Regions from separate parts of the Homo sapiens genome. Here all the other regions are linked to region 1. The links are chromatin loops, found by intact Hi-C in ENCODE. Cell type or tissue: Caco-2. All regions are shown on one strand. Links, peaks and the distances in the headings refer to the core of each region. The heading gives the core; the rest is flanking DNA.

Region 1 (7,711 bases), core at 1,117-6,116:
ACGAGATAAAAGCAACACAAGCCTTTTTCTTCTTTTAAATTCCTAGGTCAGCAATATCAATGTAGAGCAAGTAATGAATTTATTAATAAATGGCTACAAAAAGAATAAATGCAGGCCAAATTATTTTTTCAAAGGCTCATGGAAGTCTTTGACTTGGGAACATTTTAAGAAATAATATTGGCTACACTTTTATTCACAACATCCTTGACAGGGTCTATCCAGCTCTCTTCTGAACACCTCCAGAAGGAAGTGCTCACTACTTTGTCAAGGCAGTTCATTCCATTTATGGATATGTAAAACTGTTGGAAAGTTCTTTATTACACAGCTCTAAAATCCAGTTCAACTAGTCTTAGAATTACCCTCTGAAACCACACAAGGAGTCCAATTCTTCTTTGATATGACTGCTTCACAACCCTTGTTTATTCAAGCCTCATTACATGGTCTCTAATCTTTACCATCTCAGTTGCTCTCTAAAACCACTTCCATTTTCTAGTGTTTGTCTTCAAATGAAGAAGCTAAAATTAACGTGATACTTATGATGTGATCTGAAACCAGTACAGAATAAAAGATCCTATATCTGACTTTACACTATTGTAGGCTAAAACTGTATTAATCTTAAACAAAAATTTTAAGAAGACATTATCACAAAGTTGCCTAATATTGACTGCTTATAATTGACTGTGTATATATGTGTATATATATATAACATTGAGTTATATATAGTTATATAATATTGAGTTATAGTTACATGTAACATTAAGTTTTTTCTGTATATATGTACAGTTGTGTGTGTACACACACACACACACACACACATTCAAAATTTTACTTATAACTACCATGCTAAATTTCATCTTTTTAGTCTGAGTCTGTCTTTAGGAATTCTATTCTTCCCAAGACAAAATCATTTATGACTACATATTTATAAATAGGCAGCAGTGATTTTTCTTAACAAACCAGTCTTTGTGATCCATCAGGTAATATTGAAGGCTGGAATTCTTTTGGAATTGTCAAGTGAAAGAATTTAACATGAGCTGTTATAGGAAGAAACTTTCCAGGATATTATAAAACTGTATGAAATTACTTCTTCATAATTTTTTGGAATAGTTCATTCTTTTTATCAATTTCTCTAATATATTGATTATAGAATCAAAATCAGTATGTTTATCTTTCTAAGTAGATTGTTAATTGATCATCAGGGTAATTTCAGCTTAAGTATGATTTGTCATGGGAAATTTAGGTCTATTGTAATAGTGACTCTATATACCATTTGCCCATCCATCCACCTATCCAAATAGTAGAAACATTTATTGAGTTCCTACAATGTGGTTAAGTATAGTTTTTGAAGCCAAGGAAAAAACATGGTGCTGGGAAGGCAATAACAAATACGACATAGTCCTTGACTATAAGGATTGGAGGCACCTAACATGGAAGAAATATTCTGATAATAACCTGATGTCATCCTACTGTAGCATATGTATAAATTGCTACAGAAGAAAAGAGGGGGGATAAATATTTAATATAAGAGTATATTAGAGACATGTACAAATTGCTACAGGACAATCTTGGCAGCTAGAAAGTCTTCATACAAAATACTTTGATTTTAATGCATCTGTTACCTCCTGACATATTTTGTTATTGTATTTCTTTCCCATTAGAAAATAAACACCATGGAGGGCAAGGAGTGTTTTGGCCATTGCTATATCCCTAGGCTCTAGTATTGTATCTGACATGGAGTGGGCATTCAAAAATTACATGAATTCATGAATGAATTAGTCTTAAAAGTCAAGTAAGATCTCACAGGCAAAGAGAGACAGAATTCCTGATGGTGGAGCAGCCTGAGCAACAGAGAGGAGTGGCTGACGAAGAGCAAATGGTTTGTTATGGTTAAAGTTTTAGATTTATGATATAAGCAAATGGCAGGAGATAAGGCTAGAAAGGGAGGTTAGGACTAGATATTGAAGCTTTTCATAAACCTGCTAAGAACTGGTGGCTACTGGAGAGTTGTCAATGGTTGCTAAGAAAGAGAATGACCAAATTCTATGTTTTAGGAAGATAATTGTAGTAGGAAAGGGGGTTGAGAGGCAAAATCATGAACACTGAAGAACCTATTACAGCTGTCCAAATGTGAAGTAATGAGAACCTACAGAGGGGTACTGGCAGAAATAACAATGATCAAATATGCTACAATTCACAACAATGTTATCTTTTCTCTTTTTTTTTTCTTTGAGATGGAGTCTTGCTCTGTTGCCCAGGCTGGAGTGCAGTGGCGTGATCTTGGCTCACTGCAACCTCTGCCACCCAGGTTCAAGCAATTCTCCTGCCTCAGCCTCCAAATTAGCTGGGATTACAGGTGTGTGCCACCACACCCAGCTAATTTTTGTATATTTAGTAGAGACTGGGTTTCAGCATCTTGGCCAGGCTGGTCTTGAACTCCTGACCTCATGATCCACCCATTTTGGCCTCCCAAAGTGCTGGGATTACAGGCGTGAGCCACTGTGCCCGGACCATCTTTTCTCTTTTAAAATAGTTTTTTTAGGCCAGATGCTGTTGCTTATGCCTAAAATCCCAGCACTTTGGGAGGCTGAGGTAGGCGGGTTGCCTGAGCCCAGGAGTTCAAGACATGGCAAAACCTCATTTCTACAAAAATACAGAAAATTATGCAGGCATGGTGGTGCACACCCATGGTCCCAGCTACTCATGGGTTTGAAGCAGGAGGATCACTTGAGCCCAGGAGGTTGAGGCTGCAGTGAGCCATGACCGCCACTGCACTCCAGCCTGGGCAACAGAGTGAGTGAGACCCTGTCTCCAAAAAAAAAAAAAAAAAAAAAATTAAAGTTATACCTTTACGAGTTGGGGACTGAGACTAAAGGAGAAGAATTTGAAAACTGGCTGGAAATTTTAAAGGTTATATTTCATTGGAATGGAGCAAATTTTGCCCCCTTAGTATGGGGATATGCTTCATCAAATAACTGAGATGCTGTGGTATTCCATGGAGATGAAATCAGATTGTAGAAGAAGCTTGCCCCTATCTTCTACAGGGCTGAACTGTTCTTGGAAAAGAGAATATTTTCTCCTTGAAATTCTTACAATAAGAAGAGATGTGCAGGTTGAACGAAATAACGAGTATAAAACAATACCTAACACTAGTAAAATGATGTACTACTACATCGAGATCTAAATGTTTGTCATTTATAGACCAACCACTAGATGGAGAGCTTGTCTTACCACTGAGTATCAGGTACTTCTACAAAATTTCAAAGCAAGGATTATTAAATTTAAACTTCTCAGCACATTTAACATTCATAGAATGTGGCATCCATTGCTGTCGCAGATAATTAATGTCCAGTTTTATGATTATGAAATAATTTACAGCTAAATAGAAATACCTATCAGTTACATGCAAAAAAAGTTTTGTGAATGTTGGGTGCCTAAGAAAATAGATCATAAGAAAAGAGGTTATAAGAAAAGATGCTAATTGTCTTGAACACTGAAAAATGTAACATGCATGCATGTTAAAGTGCTATTACTATAACATAGCTTCTAAAATTTTTCATTGAACCAATATTAATGGCATCTTGTTTCTATAAATCTATATGTAATAAATATATATTTTAAGTTGCTCAAAGGTATTACTCATTTCTTTGGACTTGAACTTTTGTATTGTTGAGAAAATAAAATCCAAGAGCATGGTTAAGCAGTCTTCTAATGAGTTTCACCAGCATATATCAAGTTTAGTTGTCATTTCCCATTTAGTTTTATTCTTAATCTTTTATATGCATAATTATAAATTTTCCTTTTATTACAATAAAACTAAATGGCTACAGCATCTTAAAGAATCTTATTCTTAATGAATTCAAACTAGTATTTTTTTTCAAAAATCAAGGGCAAATTATATGAGTAGTGGGAGGCTGTATTTAAAATACTCATCTGGAGTTTATTAAAAACATTTTTTGAAGGACATCTGTCAGTTCTAAGGGTGAAAAACAGCACCTTGGGGAAAAATCCTTTCAATTTAGTTACTACACTGAGATACTTCAGATAAAAACTAATTTGTACTAATGATGAAGGGAACGTGTGTAAAATAGTTGCACTGATTTATTCTAAATGGTAAAGAAATTCCATTTCATTGACTCTCCTCTAATTTCATTCAAGTTATACTTTTCTTATACATCTCAATCTGTTGATTAACCTGCCTCCAGAGTAATATTTTAGTGATTATATTTTAATGTGGAGATGTTATACTTGGTACTTTTTGATACTATATCATTGCATTAAGTTTTCTATTCCTTTTTATTAATTTACTTTTTTATTACATTTTATATAGTCTAATTGAGATTCTTCTATTAACTCTAATTCTTGGGCATCCTAACACTCTTGCTGTTAGAGCGCTTGTCGTGTACTGTCATGTACTTTACAAAGCTTTAAAACAAGGCTTATCAAATTTAAACTCCATGGCATATTGAACATTGATAAAATGGGATTTCCATTACATTCTGATGATTCTCTTTCATGATGGTCCTTTTTATGTTTTCATTGAGATGGCTGTCCTAAAACAATCTAAATGGCAATTTCTTGACTAAGGTTCCCTGAATTAAGTATACGGTGTAAATTCTGAACCCACTCATGTGCATGAAACAAGCTTGTGACTTCTCTTTCACATGGGTGACTATCTTCCCCTACCTAGGGTCTTTGAGCACAGACAGGTTTTGGCCACTTCTCTGGGCTGGTGAATTAACATCATTTAGTCCTCTTTTCAACTGATGAGAAAAAATTGAAATTCCAGGCTTTATTTAGAGAATTCAGTTCCATCTTCCTTTACCAAATAACTCGTACCTAGTTCAATATTCCGGTTGGTGTTTTTTTGTCATTGGGGTATTCCCTATCTTTCTTATGAACTTAGTCATATAAATTTCTGTTACATTTTTGTCCACCATTTACATATTATCTGCATAGGAGTGGTCCCTTCCAAATTAGCTCAGTCTATCATCTTGCTGGAAGTCCTTTTCATTTTATTATTACTTCTTTTTTTTTTTTTTTTTTTTTTGAGGTGGAGTTTCACTCTTCTTGCCCAGGCTAGAGCGCAATGGTGCAATCCTGGCTCACTGCAACCTCCACCTCCTGGGTTCAAGTGACTCTCCTGCCTTAGCCTCCCAAGTAGCTGGGATTACAGGCCCGTGCCACAATGCCTGGCTAATTTTTGTATTTTTAGTAGAGATGGGGTTTTGCCACGTTGTCCAGGCTAGTCTCGAACTCCTGAACTCAGGTGATCCGCCTGCCTCAGCCTCCCAAAATGCTGAGATTACAGGCGTAAGCCACCGTGTCTGACCCATTTTATTATTATTTATCTGCATATTCAAGGAAAAAAATATAAATTTTAGATTCCTCTGGCTCATAATAGGCTTTCTTGAAGAGAAAAATGACGTGCAAGAAATAACTGGAGCCATTAAAATATATTTTATTTTTCCTTATTTGTAGTTATTAACAGAAAAAATGCTCTAATAGGTACCTAATGGAAGTTGTCAGATGTGATTATCAAGTTGAAATGAATATTTACTCAAACCTATAAAGGTCTTTGGCTTTTTCTGGCAATATTTTAATGAAGGTATGCCATCTAGTCATCTTTAACTTACATTTCTTCCATTAAGCACAAGGACTTCTTGAAATTGGCAGTTCTATACTATCAAGCAATGCTTCATTTCATACCACCAAATGTTAAGGGAACTTGCTGAGCGGCTTAAATAACCCCTAGGTCAATAAACTGAGTCATTAGCACGTCCTTTAAATAATTGTTTGTCTGTTACTGGTTCAACATTTATATAATCTGTCATAATACCTTGGTTTTTTAAGGTACAAAAATTACTGCTATAGGTTTAAACTAGAGAATATCATGTAAGTAGCAATGTTTTTTCAGCGACAGTTTAACTATACTGTCTGGTACTGAGTGAGTTAAAGCCTGAACACCACAACTAATTACTATGTAATGCTAACCTTAGTTGCTGGTTCATTTTGAGACTCTTTAAAATATGAACTGTGTATTTTACCCCTATGCACTCTCTTAATGATTTGTTTTTTTAGACTGAAATCACTTCCAGCCATCAGTTATACTTTTGGTCTCTACATATGCACTTCTCCAAGCACAAATATTTCTTTTTCCTATTGGTCTGCCAGCCCTGTCAGAGCAAATTTCACTTTAAACTAAATGCTATGATACTTAAAACCTCTTGGATTACTCAGGCTGCTAGTGTGATCTGTAACCTTCCAAGAATGACAGCTAAACTTTCCAATTTGCTTATACTGTTTGGGGAACTAGAAAGCACATGCCAAAAGGAAAATGTTTCTGATGTTGAACAGAGAGGAAAGTTCTTGTTGGAGGTGGGGGCAAGAGACTATTAAGTACTGAAAAATACTAATAAGAAATGAAAATAAACTAAACATGCTGTAAAGTCTAAGACCTTAAACATAATTCAAAAGTTAATACTAGTACTAAAAACTCTGGCTAAACTGGTTAAAATATGAAAAATAACCTTTAGTTACTGTAGTTTAAGTGCCAACCAGAATCTTAAAGTGATAATGCACTATTGAAATGAACAAATTCAAAAAATGGAATATAAAATTATCACAAGTGCTACACAAAATGGGCTATATCAACTCCCCATCTTTCTTTATAAAACAGACAAGTCTGACATATGAACAAAAATCAAAGAGTTAATACAGCCATCTAACATGCATGCTACCCCCACGGACATAATACTAGTCTCTCTTATATGAATAAAAAACACTACTGACATAACACCAGACTTTTTTTTTTTTTTAATTAATGTTAAGTTTTTTTTTTTGTTAAAACTCATGTCTCCAAAGTCCTTAAACAAATCATTCAGTTTGGGAACATTTTGGAATAGTTTAGAAACTTTTCACTTTAAGGAAGCAGACAAATGTTTGTCTTAAAAAAATCCTGAAAATCTTATCAAATGTAAGATGCTTAATATAAAATCTCCTATTTATTTCATAATCTACTTATTCATTTGTGTCAATATTTTTTAGTCTAAAATAATAGTCAAATTACATTTGGATGATAAAAATCGAGCAATGACTGATAAAGATGTTTCTGGAAAGCTAAATCAAACTAACCTTTTTGCAAAATTGAGGGCAAACATATAGATAATAGAAATTATATTTAAACACATTAAAAGTGCATCTTTTTAAACAGCTAAGCATGATAACTTAAAAAATTTGATTCTAAACTTATAAATGCAAATATATACACACACATAAAGGCATTTCCTTGCTTTGTATGGATATTTCAAAAGATTTATAGTGGGCAGTATTATTTGATGTTTTGCAGCCATTAGTTCAGTAATTTCAGTAATAAATACAGGTCAGAAAAATATTTCACAGTTATTTAATGTCCTCTAGAACATTTAGGATCTCAGAATACTGTATAATATACCAGAAATGTATTAGAAGAACAGGAATTAAAGTAAATCTCTACTATTATAAGCTTTCTTGGTCCTTAAGACTATATTTAACTGTTACATTATGGGTTTCTTTTTTAAAAAAGGTAAATTCATTTTCTGCTCAGGTATAAGACTATAGATTATAAGATTACATGTCTTTTGATGATGAAGCATGGTATTTCTATATCATCTTCAAAGAATAGGGCTAAGCATCCTTTGGTCACACTTTGCATTGACATAAACAAATTCAGTGT
Region 2 (7,711 bases), core at 1,586-6,585, 530 kb after region 1:
GAGAGAGGCCATCCTTGTCTTGTGCCGGTTTTCAAAGGGAATGCTTCCAGCTTTTGCCCATTCAGTATGATGTTGGCTGTGGGTTTATCATAAATAGCTCTTATTATTTTGAGATACATTCTATCAATACCTAGTTTATTGAGATTTTTTAGCATGAAGAGATGTTGAATTTTGTCAAAGGCCTTTTCTGCATCTATTGAGATAATTATATGGTTTTTGTCATTGGTTCTGCTTATGTGATGAATTACATTTATTGATTTGCATATGTTGAACCAGCCTTGCATCCCAGAGATGAAGCCAGCTTGATCGTGGTGGATAAGCTTTTTGATGTGCTGCTGGGTTCAGTTTGCCAGTATTATATTGAGTATTTTTGCATCAATGTTCATCAGGCGTATTGGCCTGAAATTTTCTTTTATTGTTGTGTCTCTGCCATGATGATGCTGGCCTCATAAAATGAGTTAGGGAGGTGTCCCTCTTTTTCTATTGTTTGGAATAGTTTCAGAAGGAATGGTACCAGCTCCTCTTTGTGCCTCTGGTAGAATTTGGCTGGGAATCCGTCTGGGCCTGGGCTTTTTTTGGTTGGTAAGCTGTTAATTATTGCCTCAAATTCAGAAAGTGTTATTAGTCTATTCAGGCATTCAACTTCTTCCTGGTTTAGTCTTGGGAGGGTATGTGTGTCCGGTAATGTATCCATTTCTTCTAGATTGTCTAGTTTATTTGCATAGAAGTGTTTATAGTATTCTCTGATGGTAGTTTGTATTTCTGTGGGATCAGCGGTGATATCCCATTTATCATTTTTTATTGTGTCTATTTGATTCTTCTCTTTCTTATTTATTATTCTGGCTAGCAGTCTATTTTGTTAATCTTTTCAAAAATACAGCTCCTGAATTCAATGATTTTTGAAGAGTTTTTCGTGTCTCTATCTCCTTCAGTTCTGCTCTGATCTGAGTTATTTCTTGTCTTCTGCTAGCTTTTGAATGTGTTTGCTCTTGCTTCTCTAGTTCTTTTAATTTTAATGTTAGGAAGTCGATTTTAGATCTTTCCCACTTTCTCCTGTGGGCATTTAGTGCTATAAATTTACCTCTCAACACTGCTTTAGCTGGGTCCCAGAGATTCTGGTACGTTGTGTCTTTGTTTTCATTGGTTTCAAAGAACTTATTTTTTTCTGTCTTAATTTTGTTATTTACCCAGTAGTCATTCAGGAGCAAGTTGTTCAGTTTCCATGTTGTTCTGTGGTTTTGAGTGAGTTTCTTAATCCTGAGTTCTAATTTGATTGCACTGTGGTCTGAGAGACTGTTTGTTATGATTTCTGTTCTTTTGCATTTGCTGAGGAGTGTTTTACTTACAGTTATGTGGTTGATTTTGGAATAAGTGCTATGTGTTGCTGAGAAGAATGTATATTCTGTTGATTTGGGGTAGAGAGTTCTGCAGATGTCTATTAGGTCCACCTGGTCGAGAGCTGAGTTCAACTCCTGAATATCCTTGTTAATTTTCTCTCATTGATCTGTCTAATATTGACAGTGGGGTGTTAAAATCTCCCATTATTATTGTATGGGAGTCTAAGTCTCTTTGTAGGTCTCTAAGAACTTGCTTTATGAATCTGGGTGCTCCTGTATTGGGTGCACATATATTTAGGGTAGTTAGCTCTTCTTGTTTCATTGGCCCCTTTACCATTATGTAGTGCCCTTTTTTGTCTTTTTGGATCTTTGCTGGTTTAATGTCTGTTTTATCAGAGACTATGATTGCAACCCCTGCTTTTTTTTTTTTTGCTTTCCATTTGCTTGGTAAATATTCCTTCATCCCTTTATTTTGAGCCTATTTGTGTCTTTGCACATGAGATGGGTCTCCTGAATACAGCACAGTGATGGGTCTTGACTCTATCCAATTTGCCATTCTGGGTCTTTTAATTGGGGGGCATTTAGCCCGTTTACATTTAAGGTTAATATTATTATGTGTGAATTTGATCCTGTCATTGTGATGCTAGCTGGTTGTTTTGCCTATTAGTTGATGCAGTTTCTTCATAGTGTCGATGGTCTTTCTAATTTGGTATGTTTTTGCAGTGGCTGGTACCAGATTTTCCTTTCCATATTTCGTGCTTCCTGCAGGAGCTCTTGTAAGGTAGGTGTGATTGTTACAAAATCTCTCAGCATTTGCTTGTCTGTAAAGGATTTAATTTCTCCTTCACTTATGAAGCTTAGTTTGGCTGGACATGAAATTCTAGGTTGAAAATTCTTTTCTTTAAGAATGTTGAATATTGGCCAGGTGCAGTGGCTCACGCCTGTAATTCCAGCACTTTGGGAGGCCCAGGCAGGAGGATCACGAGGTCAGGAGATCGAGACCATCCTGGCTAACATGGTGAAACCCCGTCTCTACTAAAAATACAAAAAAAATTAGCCAGGCTTGGTGGTGGGTGCCTGTAGTCCCAGCTACTCAGGAGGCTGAGGCAGGAGAATGGCATGAACCCGGGAGGCGGAGCTTGCAGTGAGCCAAGATTGCACCACTGCACTCCAGCCTGGGTGACAGAGCGAGACTCCATCTCAAAAAAAAAAAAAAAAAGGAAGAAAGAAAAATGTTGAATATTGGCCCCCACTCTCTTCTGGCTTGTAGGGTTTCTGCTGAGAGATCTGCTGTTAGACCACAATGCAATCAAATCAGAACTCAGGATTAAGAAACTCACTCATTTTTTTCCTTCATTTCAACCTTGGTGAATCTGATGATGATGTGTCCTGTGGTTGCTCTTCTCAAGGAGTATCTTAGTGGTGTTCTTTGTATTTCCTGAATTTGGATGTTGGCCTGTCTTGCTAGGTTGAAGAAGTTCTCCTGAATAATATCCTGAAGAGTGTTTTCCAACTTGGTTCCATTCTCTCAGTCACTTTCAGGTACAACAATAATACGTAGGTTTGGTCTTTTTACATAATCCCATATTTCTTGGAGGCTTTGTTCATTCCTTTTCATTCTTTTTTCTCTAATCTTGTCTTCATGCTTTATTTCATTAAGTTGATCTTCAATCTCTGATATTCTTTCTTTTGCATGATCAATTTGGCTATTGATACTTGTGTATGCTTCACAAAGTTCTCATGCTAAGGTTTTCAGCTCCATCAAGTCATTTATGTTCTTCTCTAAACTGGTTATTCTGGTTAACAATTCCTCTAACCTTTTTTCAAGGTTCTTAGCTTCCTTGCATTTGGTTAGAACATGCTTCTTTAGCTTGGAGGAATTTCTTATTACTCACCTTCTGAAGCCTACTTCTGTCAGTTCGTCAAACTCATTCTCCATCCAGCTTTGCTCTCTTGCTGGCGAGGAGTTGTGATCCTTTGGAGGAGAAGAGGCATTCTGGTTTTTGGAATTTTCAACCTTTTTACACTGGTTTTTCTTCATCTTTGTGGATTTATCTAGCTTTGGTCTTTGATGTTGGTGACCTTCGGATGGGGTTTTTCTTTGGACGTCCTTTTTGTTGATGTTCATGCTATTCCTTTCTGTGTGTTAGTTTTCCTTCTAACAGTCAGGCCTCTGCTGCAGGTCTGCTGGAGTTTGCTGGAGGTCCACTCCATACCCTGTTTGCCTGGGTATCACCAGCAGAGGCTGCAGAACAGCAAAGACTGCTGTCTGTTCCTTCCTCTGGAAACTTCATCCTAGAGGGGTACCTGCCAGATGCCAGCCAGAGCTCTCCTGTATAAGGTGTCCGCTGACCCCTGCTGGTAGGTGTCTCCCAGTCAGGAGGCATGGGGATCAGGGACCCACTTAAGGATGCAGTCTATCTCTTAGCAGAGCTTGAGCACTGTGCTAAGACATCCACTTCTCTCTCTAGAGCTTGCAGGCAGGAATGTTTAAGTCTGCTGAAGCTGTGCCCATAGCCACCCCTTCCCCCAGGTGCTCTGTCCCAGGGAGATGGGAGTTTAACTATAAGCCCCTGAGTGGGGCTACTGCCTTTATTTCAGAGGTGCTCTGCCCAGAGAGGAGGAATCTAGAGAGGCAGTCTGGCTACAGCAGCTTTGACGAGCTGCTGAAATTTACTCAGCATTTCAAGTTGTTTGCAGTTCTAACTTCCAGGCAGCTTTGTTTACACTGTGAGGGGTAAACCGCCTACTCAAGCCTCAGTAATGTTCGACGCCCCTCCCCCCACCAAGCTTGAGCATCCCAGGTCTACTTCAGACTGCTGTGCTGGCAGCAAGAATTTCAAGCCAGTGGATCTTAGATTTCTGGGCTCCATGGGGGTGGGATATGCTGAGCTAGACCACCCATCTCCCTGGCTTCAGCCCCCTTTCCAGGAGAGTGAACAGTTCTGTCTAGCTGCTATTCCAGGCGCCACTGGGGCATTAAAAAAAAAAAAAAAAAAAAAAAACTCCTGCAGCTAGCTTGGTGTCTGCCCAAACGGCTGCACAGTTTTGTGCTTGAAACCCAGAGCCCTGGTGGCATAGGCACCCAAGGGAATCTCCTGTCTGCTGGTAACAAAGAGCATGGGAAAAGCACAGTATCTGGGCCAGAGTGCATCGTTCCTCATGACACAGTCCCTCATGGCTCCCTTGGCTAGGGGAGGGAGTTCTCCAACCCCTTGCACTTCCCGGGTGAGGTGACACCCCACCCTGCTTCATCTAACCCTCCATGGGCTGCACCCACTGTCTAATCAGTCCCAATGAGATAAGCTGGGTGCCTCCATTGGAAATGCAGAAATCACCCGCCTTCTGCATTGATCTCGCTGGGAGCTGCAGACTGGAGCTGTGCCTATTCAGCCATCTTGCCAGCCACCCTCTCTCTTTGTTTTTTAGGAGCTTTATTATGATGTTCCTTTATTATGGTGTGGTTTACTTCATAGTTTTCTATGTGGAATTCATAACTCTTCTTGAATCTATGTGTTGATGTTTTTCAGCAGTTTTGGAAAATTATCAGCCATTGTCTCTTCCAATATTGCTTCTTCCCCATTCTCTCTCTTTTTCTTCTTCTAAAATTGTGATTACACATTTGATAGATATTTTCATTATTTCCTATATGTCTCTTATCCTCTGTGCTTTCCTTTACTTTGTTTCTCTATACTTTTTTCTGAATATTTTCACTGACTTATCTTCTAATTTACTAATTCTATTTTTGGCTGTGTCTAATTGGCTCTTAAACCCACACACTGATTTTTAAATTGACTTTTAAATTCAGTTATTGCATTTCTACTCTAGAATTCCAATTTCATTGTTTTTCTAGATTCCAGTTCTATACAATTCTCTTCATGTTGTCCTTTTAGTTAGAATATTTATCAAAGTTATTTAAAGGTCCATGTCTGCTAACTCTAATAAATGTCTCTCCTATAGGTCTGTTTTATTTTATTTTTTCCTGTTTTTTTTTCTCTTAAGTTTTTAGCATTTGCCATTGCCTCCTAGAAGGTGTGGTAATATTTTATTAAATGCTAACATTGTATATGAAATATTTTAGCAATACCTTTATGCTTTTGATGATGTTATCTCCCTCCATAGAGTATTTATTTTGTTTTCAGTGTATTATTAGCCTAGGAAGATTGCTTTAATATAACAAGGGATTAAACTGATATGACAGTTTGTTTCAGTCACTGGAAGGACTTATTCTGTTCATTATTAATTCCAATTTGTATCCCTTTAGGGATCCCAACTGAAAACCTGGTTGTTTACCAGGTCCCTGACACATTCACAAATTCTAATATCTAATTTTTGTCCCCTCGGTCCCATGGAACTGCCAAAAGCAGCCCTCAGTTTCTCAATTTTGTTGACCTGGATAGGAAAGGTAGCACCAATTTTCAGGCTCCTCTCCTGGTTCTTTTGTCATCTTGACAATCTTGAACTCTCAATTTTTGACTGGCTTATACCTCTCCAATGTCATCAAAATGATTTTTAAAATGTATCCAGCATTTCAAGTTGTATTTCCTGAGTAGACTTCTAAAAGCATAATTTCTTGGTTAAAGTTACAGACATTTTAAAACTCTAAAATATTTTTGCCCTATTGTCTCCAGAAATATTTGGCTATCTATATTCTAATAATTAGGCTTAGTTTTAAGTGACTATCAATAACTTTCCATTTTTTTAATTTGAGAAAAACATGAAAATATTTTTATGTGGAAAAGATTTTTCTCCACCTATACAGCCATAAAATTTTATTAATGGAATTTTTACTTTATTCTTCACTCACAGCAAAAGATCTCTTTGGGCCTGATTCAAAATATATTAAACTTCACTCATAAAGATATTTTATTCCAAGGAACATGTTTCCATTTATATCGAACAGGGAGTTCCCATGAAATTCATGTTGTAACCTTAAATGCAATTGCTTCAATAATTGCTGAAATAAAGGTCTGGTAGGCAAAGCCTAGGAAGCAGAAAAGTAACTTAAAGTTTTGCACATGGTCTGACATTTCAAACATACATGGGTGGCATGACACTTTCCATGCATCTTCTGTTGCCACCCATTAGGAATGCACCTAATTGACCATGTTAATAAGGGTCCATATGTGGCTTGGTTCAGCTCATGAGAGGTAGAAAAACTCAAGTTCTACACTTTGTAATGACAGAAACAAATGCTGTGTGGCCTCTTAAGAAAGCTACAATAATACGAGGTGGTTTAGGGCACCTCAACCAGAGAGGCTAACTTCAAATTACCAGACACATCTATTATGAAGTGTTGAAAGGAAAAAGAAAAACAAATAATAAAGTTACAAAATAAAGTTTATTTTATCAAAATTAAAACGGCTTCCTTCCCTCCACTTCAGAGTAACCTTGAGATGGAACAGTCTGAGGATTACATTGCTATAATCCCTTAGCAGTTAGTTCCACAGCAGGAGGTGCCTGCTACAGACAAAATTATAGGGTTAGGAATGTTCACAATTCAGTGACCCGATTGGCTGACTATTCCTTAGAGCTTTACAATCAAATATTTATACATCTAAATGGGAGCAAAGAAAGGAAAGTGGTTCATAAAGAGAGTCCCAGAGCATGTATTATTGAAATAACAGATGGAAATATTATATTTTTGAAACATTCTTTCTATAAAGAAGTCTTTTGAAGTGTGTTTTGGTAGAATAAGCTGAGCCAAAAGTGGAGCAGAGTGAGAGAAAAAAATAAGGTTTTATATTCAAATGTTTGGTGTCAGCAGAGTATAAAGTTAGCACTTCCCAAAAAAGGCATGTCCCAAAGAGCACTGCAGCACAATGTGTTTGCTCTACTTCACATAACAGTCACAGAGGAGAAATATTTCAAAAATATATTTTACCATCACTGCTCAGTTTGTGTGTGGACTCTCCCAAAACTTGACTTCTGACATCTTTGCAGAGTGTGTATGATCTCCCACCATTGAATTTTTTATGTTTCCTAAAATGACTGAAACCTAAGCTAAGACTCAGTCATTATCTTGAAAAGGCTGTTGGCTACCTCATACTTGCTGAGAGTTTGGTAAGAAGTATAGTTAAATTGTAGGTTTTATGCCACATGGGCAATAGTGATTGGTCATCTAGGCAGGGCTTACAGACTAAAAATGGAGACATGCAGAAAGCAAGAAAGTAGGCAGAAGGCCAGATGAAAAATTCATCACACTTTCTTTATTTTCCTGTACATGGGAGCCTGTACCCATGACAGAACCAACAATTCAGAAGTATTCTGTTGTCTTTCCAGGAAAAATATCCCATTACTAAGCAATCAATTTGAAGTGCTCCATGGCCAGTCCAATTTCTCCATCATTTAGCTCTGAGTACACGGTTCAGTTA
Region 3 (7,711 bases), core at 1,727-6,726, 220 kb after region 1:
GTGAGTGGGAGATAGCTTCACAAACCACTTATCATCTTGTGTTTCAGGAGGATCACAAGGCATTCTGCCAAGACTCAGATTAGTTGTGGTTCAGTCCTGTGTGGCACGTGTGGATACCTGCAAGGGTGCCAGTGCATAATAGCAGAACATTCCCCAATAGTCATTGCTGTGTTTTGGTTTCTTACTGTATAAATATATGTTATTTGCCAATTTTGATGTTTTTGAACATCTGGGTTGCTATAGTGTTTTTGTTTGTTTATTTGGTATTGTAAAGAACACTATTTAAAAAATTCTTAAACATATCTCCTGGTGCAGATGTGTAGGAGTTATTTTAGGGTATGTGCCTAAGATGGAATTGTTTGATCAAGGATACGCACATCATTAACTCTACAAGATAATGTCAAATTGTTTTGCAAAATGTTTGTGTCTATTTTCACTAAAACACAGCTTATAATGATTTCTTCTGTTCCATATCCTCACCAGGCCTTAATTTTCACAAATCTCACTCTGCACCTGTTTTGATTAAAATTTGTATATTCTAGGTGATTAATGGGTTAGCCTTTTTTTAATGTTTCATTTGTATTTTTATTTACTTCTCTGTGAACTACCTGTTAATGTCTTTTTTCAATTTTTCTATAGAATTGTTTGTATTATTCTTATTTATTCATAGAAACTCTTCATATATTTAGTATACTAATTTCTGATTAATTATTGGTGGTACAAGTATTTCTTACCCATTTGTTCAATGGTTTCTTTTGATAAACAAAAGTTCACCATTCTAATTTCAATGTAGTCTAATTAATTATACTTTTTCTTTAGTTTTTGCTTTTTGAATCTTAAAAAAGTTATCCTTCTTTTACTCTGTTATCATAAAGATGTTTTCCCATAAGACGTTCAAAGAATTTTGGAGTTTTGCTTTTCACATTTAAATCTTCAATCTGCCTGGGTTAGATTTGTGCATGATGTGAGATGGGGACCCAATTATGCCAGCACCAGGACCAATGTTGAAAATATCTTTTCTCTACTGCAATACTATCTCTGTCTTATGTCAACTTACCATATATGAATAGATTTGTTTTGTAGTTCTATGTGTATTCTGTTTTATTAATCTTTTTACCTATTCCTGTGCTAATAACACCCTGTATTAATTCCTTCTTCCTGAAGTAGATTTTTTTTTAGTTGTGCTTCCAGTTAGCACCTATGAGTGGTAAATTCTCTCTTTGTCTGAAAATATCCTTATTTCATCCTCTATGCTGAATTTCCCTTTAAAGTATTATGATATTTTAATTTGATAGGTATTTTATTTTGAGTGGATGTTCCCAAACATTTAGCTTGTTGTACTACTGAATGAGTATGTTTTTTATATGGCATTTTTTCTTTCTTTGTTTTCCTTACTTCTGACTCTCTCTTCATGATAATTTACTTTTTAACAGTAGTTACCCCCCGCCCACCAAGGGATCCCCTGTGAGATGGAAAACCAAAATGGATAAATTCAGAGTTTCTACCTTCTCTTGCTGGAGTCATATTTCTTTCTTCTGCATTCATTGTTTTTCTTTCCTGCCTGGAAATTGATGACTGGTAGACTTGAGATCTATATCATAACCTCATTTACTGAGTATGAACATAGCCAAGAATGGTGTGAGGTGGTAGCAAATAGAGCATTGCAGCTCTGAGAGAAAAAATATTGGCATAAGGAAACAAACGCAATGAGCCAGAAATTGGTTCGAGCTATACCAGTATGAGAAACAGTCACAAAATCCAATGTGACCTACAGAGATAAACAAAACTTGACAAAGGCATTTTGTAGAAACCAATCAGTCTTTCACCCCACTCAAGAATTATGGGTATGAAATATAGAATCTTAGAACACTTAATAATCCTCATTCAAACACAAATAATTAATGTTCATTTTATAGTGGAAGAAAATTAGTTCTGTAAAAACTGAGAAACTTGCTAATATCAATTGCCAAATAAGCAATACTGAGCGTCTTGAGCCAGTGATTGCCAGTCTCTCTCCCAGCACCAAACATCCTGACCTTTTAAGCATAGGAGGGGTCATCAAAACATCACTGAGATGGGGTTAAGAACACACCTCTTGTTAAACGTATTGATGAATATAAGTAACAAAAGAGAATCCCTTCATGTTTTTCTTCTTTTACTTAATTTATTTTACTACAGCAACAAAAAATTCCAAAGGATGGATGAATGAGCTCTAACAACACATTTCATTTGGATTTCTTTTCAATTCTTAAATGCATTAAGTACAAATAATCTGGATATGTGTTAGAATTACTTAAATACAACAGAAGAAGAACCAGATAGACATCATGTATTTTGAGGACCTATAACTTATTATTAGCTTACTCCAAAGGATTGTAATGATAATAGTTAACTGATGATAATAACTGAACATGTACTGTGTATTAGGCACTGTGGTATTTTACATGGATTATTTCATCTTGCCCTCACAATAATAAAGTAAGACATATACTATTATCATCATTTTTATATTAAAGAAGATTAAAGTGAGGCTCAGAGAGACTAAGAAATCAGTTAGTTGAGGTAACCCCATATATAAGTGGTGGCAATGAATTCCTAACTCAGTCATATCTGCTTAATTCCAGGTAAGACCCTTCCTTCTTAATACCATGAAATAATCACACCAGAAGTTTCTTTGGTCTGTTTGATGTCATCTACTCTATCTTCATCTTCATGAGAATTCATTGAGTAAAAATGATTCAGGATGGTATTTGTATTAGACAAAACTCCATGTTGCTAGTACAGAAAACTCAACTCAAGCTGGCATTAACAATAACAGACTTAGATAATGTGCCCACTCAAAAAGGAAAACTGGAACCAGGGTAACATTATGTACTGACCAGCTCAGGCGTGGATGATATACCCATCTGTGTACCACAAACTGTGGGAGGGGCAAAATGGATAACTTGAACTGCAGTTTGGGCAATTACTGAAGCCAAGGATGGGGACAATTCCACCAAAATTGAATGGCTGTCCCTTTACCTGGAGAGGGAGAAAATGGCAAAACAGAAGCACAAGAAGATGAGGGAAAATAAATCAGAGTCAAATAATTGGAATCCTTACTTCCTCTCTCAGTAAAAGATTGACACACAAATAAAACTTAAAAAAAGATTATGGCTACATTGTTTATCTTCAAAAAATTCTGGCTGGGCTTACTGGCTCATGCCTATAATCTCAGCACTTTGGAAGACTTAGACGGGAAGATTGCTTGAGGCTAGGGGTTTGAGACAAGCCTGGGCAACATAACGAGACCCCGTCTCTACAGATAAAAAAAAAAATTAAAAAAAAATCCAGATGTGCTGATGCATGCCCATAGTCCTAGCTACTCTGGAGAATCAGGTGGGAGGATTGCTTGAGACTTGGGAGATTGAGGCTGCAGTGAGCCATGATCACACCCCTGCACTCCAGCCTGGGTGACAGAGCGTGACCCTGTCTCAAAAAAAAAAAAAAAAAATTCATGGACAATGTATGAATTCATTGTATCTTGTGGCATTGTAACAAATAATCCCCAAACTTAGTTGCTTAAAATAATAAACACATTTCTGTGGATTAGTAACCTGGGTATGACATAACTGACTTAGGGTCTCCCATCAAGTTGCAGCCAAACCGTTAATTGGGGAAGGATTCGCTTCCAAGCTCACTTACACTGTTGTTAGTGGATTTCAGTGTCTTCTGGGCTGTTTGACCTAGGACTTCAGCTCCTTGACATGCAGGCCTCTCCACATGGCCACTCACAATAGGCAGCAGTCTTCCCACATGGCAAACAAGCAAGTGAGAGAAAGAAGACACCTAAGACAATCTTTTAATAACCTCTTCTTAAAAGTGACATCTCATCACTTTCACCATATTTTATTCTTCAGCGGTGAGTCCTTAAGTCCAGCCTATACTCAAAAAAAGAGGATTACAGGAAGAGGTGAATACCAGGAAGAAAGAAGATGGGGATTCTTATGGACTGCTGTGGACTGAATGTTTGTGTTCCATCAAAATTTTTATGTTGAAATTCTGAGCCCTAATGTGTTGGGATTTGGAGATGGGGGCCTTTGGGAGATAATTAGGTCATGAGGGTGGAGCCCTTATGAAGGGGATAAGTGCCCTTATAAGAAAAGACACAAGAGCTTGATTTAACTCTCTGCCATGTGAGCACACAATGAGAAGAGGGCAATCTGCAAACCAGACAGAGGGCCCTCACTAGACATGGGATCTGCCAGCACCTTGATCTTTGACTTCACAGCTTCCAGAACTGTGAGAAATAAATGTTTGTTGTTTAAGCCACATAGTCTTTGGTAATACGTTAGAGCAGCCTGAACTAAGACAGGGGTCACATTAGAAGTTGCCTACCATAATGTGTGCATTTGTGTATATTAGCATGTGTATATGTACAGGCAGGGGGTCTGTGGGTGCACATGGCATAGGGCCAATAGTGTATTGAGATCTTACACATTTTCCTGTTAGGAACATAAGGGGAGGAAAACAGTAGTCATGGTCCCTGTAGGGAACAGATGGAATTCACAAATTGGGAATTCGAACTGGTTTAATAAAGGGACTATTTACAAATATGTGGGCAAGTATAGGAAAATTACAAGGAATTGGGCTTGTCACCTGATACATCACTCCCCCTGGGCCTCAAGCAGTCAGGTGAAGGAGAAATGAACAGAACCAGGAGAGGATATTTGTATGAGAAGACCCTGGTCAGACGTATGACCTTTTGTTAAAGGATATGGTCAGCTCATGGCATTTCCACAGAGAAGGTGCCAAGGGAATAAATACCTTGACCTCACTTTCCTCCTGTCTCCTCCTGGCACTATCCATTGGCTAAAGCCAACTAGAAGCTAGAGGGCAATGGAGTCCACTGATGTAGGTCAGCCTCCTGGGGAACACATAGTAATGTATGAAGAGTGGAGAGTGTATCCGGAGGGACAATCAGAAGATACCCGGTACAGAAAACAAATGTACTTAAGAGGAAAATTATATTCAGAGTAGGCAGAGAGGAAGAAACAGGCTTACATGAATAGTTGTTGTTTACAGCAAGCTAGATGGAAGAGTTTGCTGACAGAGAAGGATATTTAACGTCAAAACAAGCTTTCAAATAATTGCTTCTCTTGAAGATCCTTCAAAATAGGAAACACATACACATTTCTATGAAATTATTTGGGAGAAATTGTACTGATGAAAGGAGCATGAGTGGCTAAGATGACTTTGAAGGGTCCTTGTAATTTGAGGATTCAGTGTTCTACGAGGAGTGATGGAAATCAGGGAACAAGATCTCTTGCAAAATATTCACAACTCTTTGAAATGGAAATTAGGCTATTCCAATTTAGAAATCAAATTAAGGCAAATATTCAGGGTGTTAGCAGGCTGTGCTCTTGCCTGTTTGAAGTGGTGGCTAAAGGAGAGAGGCGTGCTTTTTCCTGGATGAAGCAGGATCTCTCTCAGCCAGTTTTCATCCTTACTTAGCACCTGCTGGCTTGGAGTGGTGTCACCCAAGCAATCAGACGGAGGGACGTGCCAAGAGCCTGCCCTCCCCTCCCACTGTGTGCTGCCCCTCCTCCCCACACCCATGACAGCCTGTCCTGATATAGATGGAGAGGGGACTGGTTTAAAATGACAGTCTCAAGTTCATTTAGAAAGAGAAGGCTAATTCAAAGAAACAGCAAGGCAAGCTTCCTTTCTCTGTAGGAATCATTATTATCCCCCTTTGTCATGGCCCACCGGGGAGCCCATTTTGCCTTTAGATCCCGCTGGCAGAAGACCGACGATGAACTCTGTAGACATAGCATGTCTTTTATCCTTCACAAAGCCATTCGCAATGACTTCTTTCAGAGCTATCTCTACCTGCTGGAAAAAATTCCCCTGGGTAAGTGAGTCAGAGCTACTAGATAAGAAACAAGAAATGACTGATGGGATTGCATGAGGTCATGGGGCTTCTAGAAGAGAATTTAAAACAAGGACACTTTTCAGACAAAAAAAACTCCACAACCAATGTCACTGGGCTGAAATGTTTCAGTGGAATTCTTTATGGAGAATACAAAGATTAAGTGCCTAAAATAGAGTCAGGACTTTATTTTGGGATTTCCATGCACCCTCAGGCACTGTGATTTGCTTCTCTGGGTGTCTGTTGCATGAGTATCAGGCTTGTAGAAACTCAGACATGTTTAATATTTACAAAAAATTGTAATTGGGCAAATTTGATAATTCAAAGATGAGAGTATTAATGCATTAATACATTGAGTAAGAGTTAAAAAGAAAGACTAAATAATGATAGATCAAAATGTGCTTGGGTTATGTATGTATGTTTCTGTGTCTGTGCTTGTGTACACACTTACAATCCTCTGCGGTCTTCTTGAATCACAAGAATAGTCAGAGAGCCTAAAAAAAGGAGATTTTAGCTTGGTTTTTGAATATTAAGAAGTCAGTGGTCTGTCTCCATTTTTGTTATCTCCTCTAGTTTTCAGAGAATTGGACAATAGAGCAATAAAAAGCTTATCTGTTTTGCCTACTCTACTTTTTTCAGCCTCTGTGAAAGCAGTTACTTCAGGGCACCCTAAACAGCACTGAAGAGGAAATAACTTACCATTAAAGAGTAAAATACCCTTCTCCCTTTGATTTGTATTTTCCCCCAGTGAAAGCAAGAAGGCTGTGTATCAGCCTAGTCTGTTTTCTTAAGGTCGTTTGAAAGCCCCATTGTGCACTTGATGTGGTCAGGGTTTCCAGCTGTCGAAGCAGCTACATAATTCTTTGTATTGCATTCAAGCAACCGAATGTTAGCAGCCTACCAAAACCTTTTTGTAAATCCATTTATGAGGGATCTTTAATTCTAAACATACAAATACCTTCATCTCATATTTATATAACTTCTTTCTAAAACTTTTTATCGTCTATGACTTTATTTGATTCTCATAGTCACACTATGAAATAGATAGGGTAAGTTATCATTTTTTTTTCTACCTATCTTCCCTCCTTCTTCCTTTCATTTTACTTTTTCAAAGGAGGGAAGTAAAATTCAGAGATGATGATATTTAATCTAGATAGAGTAATATGAAAGCAAAGACCAAAGTCCAGGGCTTTTTTTTGGTAGATCACACTGCCCATGAGTAATTCTTTTAGGACGTATAATACATCTCATCTATATCCAAAAGGAAAAAAAAATACAGCAGTTTAAATGGAAGGTGATGATGTTCTAGTCACTTCATATACTGGCAAAGCATTGCTTTTCTGGAGACACTCTTCAGGCCATACCTCAATAAGAGTAGGTTGGTAGCTTTGGTTTTATTAGACTGGAGAAAGATATCAATTACAACAGCTGAGAAGAGAGTCACTAACAGGCAGATGACTGTCAAACTTTAAAAATATTTACTAGAGAGAAAAAGAAGTCACCTTTGAAGGCAGCTGAAGATGAGTTAAAAAGTTGAATACAATAGTCTCTTCTGAAAAGCAGATGAAAATTAATTTGGCACAAATGGACTATAATTTATATTTAGTCTCAATCCCTTTTTTTGTTCAATAAAATCATTTTGATTTTGTGTTTTTCTCCTTTGTAAATATGCTAATGTTTTACCAATGAGTTTTGACCTTTTAAAAAAACATTATTATCAAAAGGCAAAGTTTTTGACAAAATATTCCACTGACGCCCAATGTAAAATACAGGAAAAAGGGAAACTTTTCTGCATAGGAT

Evidence for each region. Hi-C counts contacts between places; a loop is a spot of excess contacts. Peaks named below come from ENCODE experiments on the same cell type or tissue, not always from the same donor. Only the 100,000 strongest peaks of a DNase experiment are listed, where the experiment ranks them.
Region 2: it touches region 1 in a loop (14-fold over the local background); 3 of 110 quality-filtered maps call a loop at or near these places.
Region 3: a loop joins it to region 1, with 2.5 times the contacts of the local background. A loop is called at or near these places in 3 of 110 quality-filtered maps.

What each region holds. Positions count from the first base shown.
Region 1 is chr1:169,925,890-169,933,600 of GRCh38, forward strand. The region is part of intron 19 of KIFAP3 (kinesin associated protein 3); the gene reads right to left. Among named protein-coding and RNA genes, the nearest start is that of SCYL3, 36 kb to the left of the region's middle. In Caco-2, for the core only: a CTCF peak has its summit at 3,242 (motif pointing right); no DNase peak of the experiment used is centred there.
Region 2 is chr1:170,453,793-170,461,503 of GRCh38, forward strand. It overlaps GORAB-AS1 (GORAB antisense RNA 1), which reads right to left. Exons shown (of 3, transcript NR_125958.1): 3 at 7,525-7,711. Among named protein-coding and RNA genes, the nearest start is that of GORAB, 75 kb to the right of the region's middle. In Caco-2, for the core only: no CTCF peak of the experiment used is centred there; a DNase peak (open chromatin) is centred at 3,699.
Region 3 is chr1:170,140,369-170,148,079 of GRCh38, forward strand. It overlaps NTMT2 (N-terminal Xaa-Pro-Lys N-methyltransferase 2), which reads left to right and starts at 5,591. Exons shown (of 4, transcript NM_001136107.2): 1 at 5,591-5,893. The coding sequence starts at 5,740. RefSeq lists enhancers at 5,172-5,703, 5,704-6,234. In Caco-2, for the core only: no CTCF peak of the experiment used is centred there; no DNase peak of the experiment used is centred there.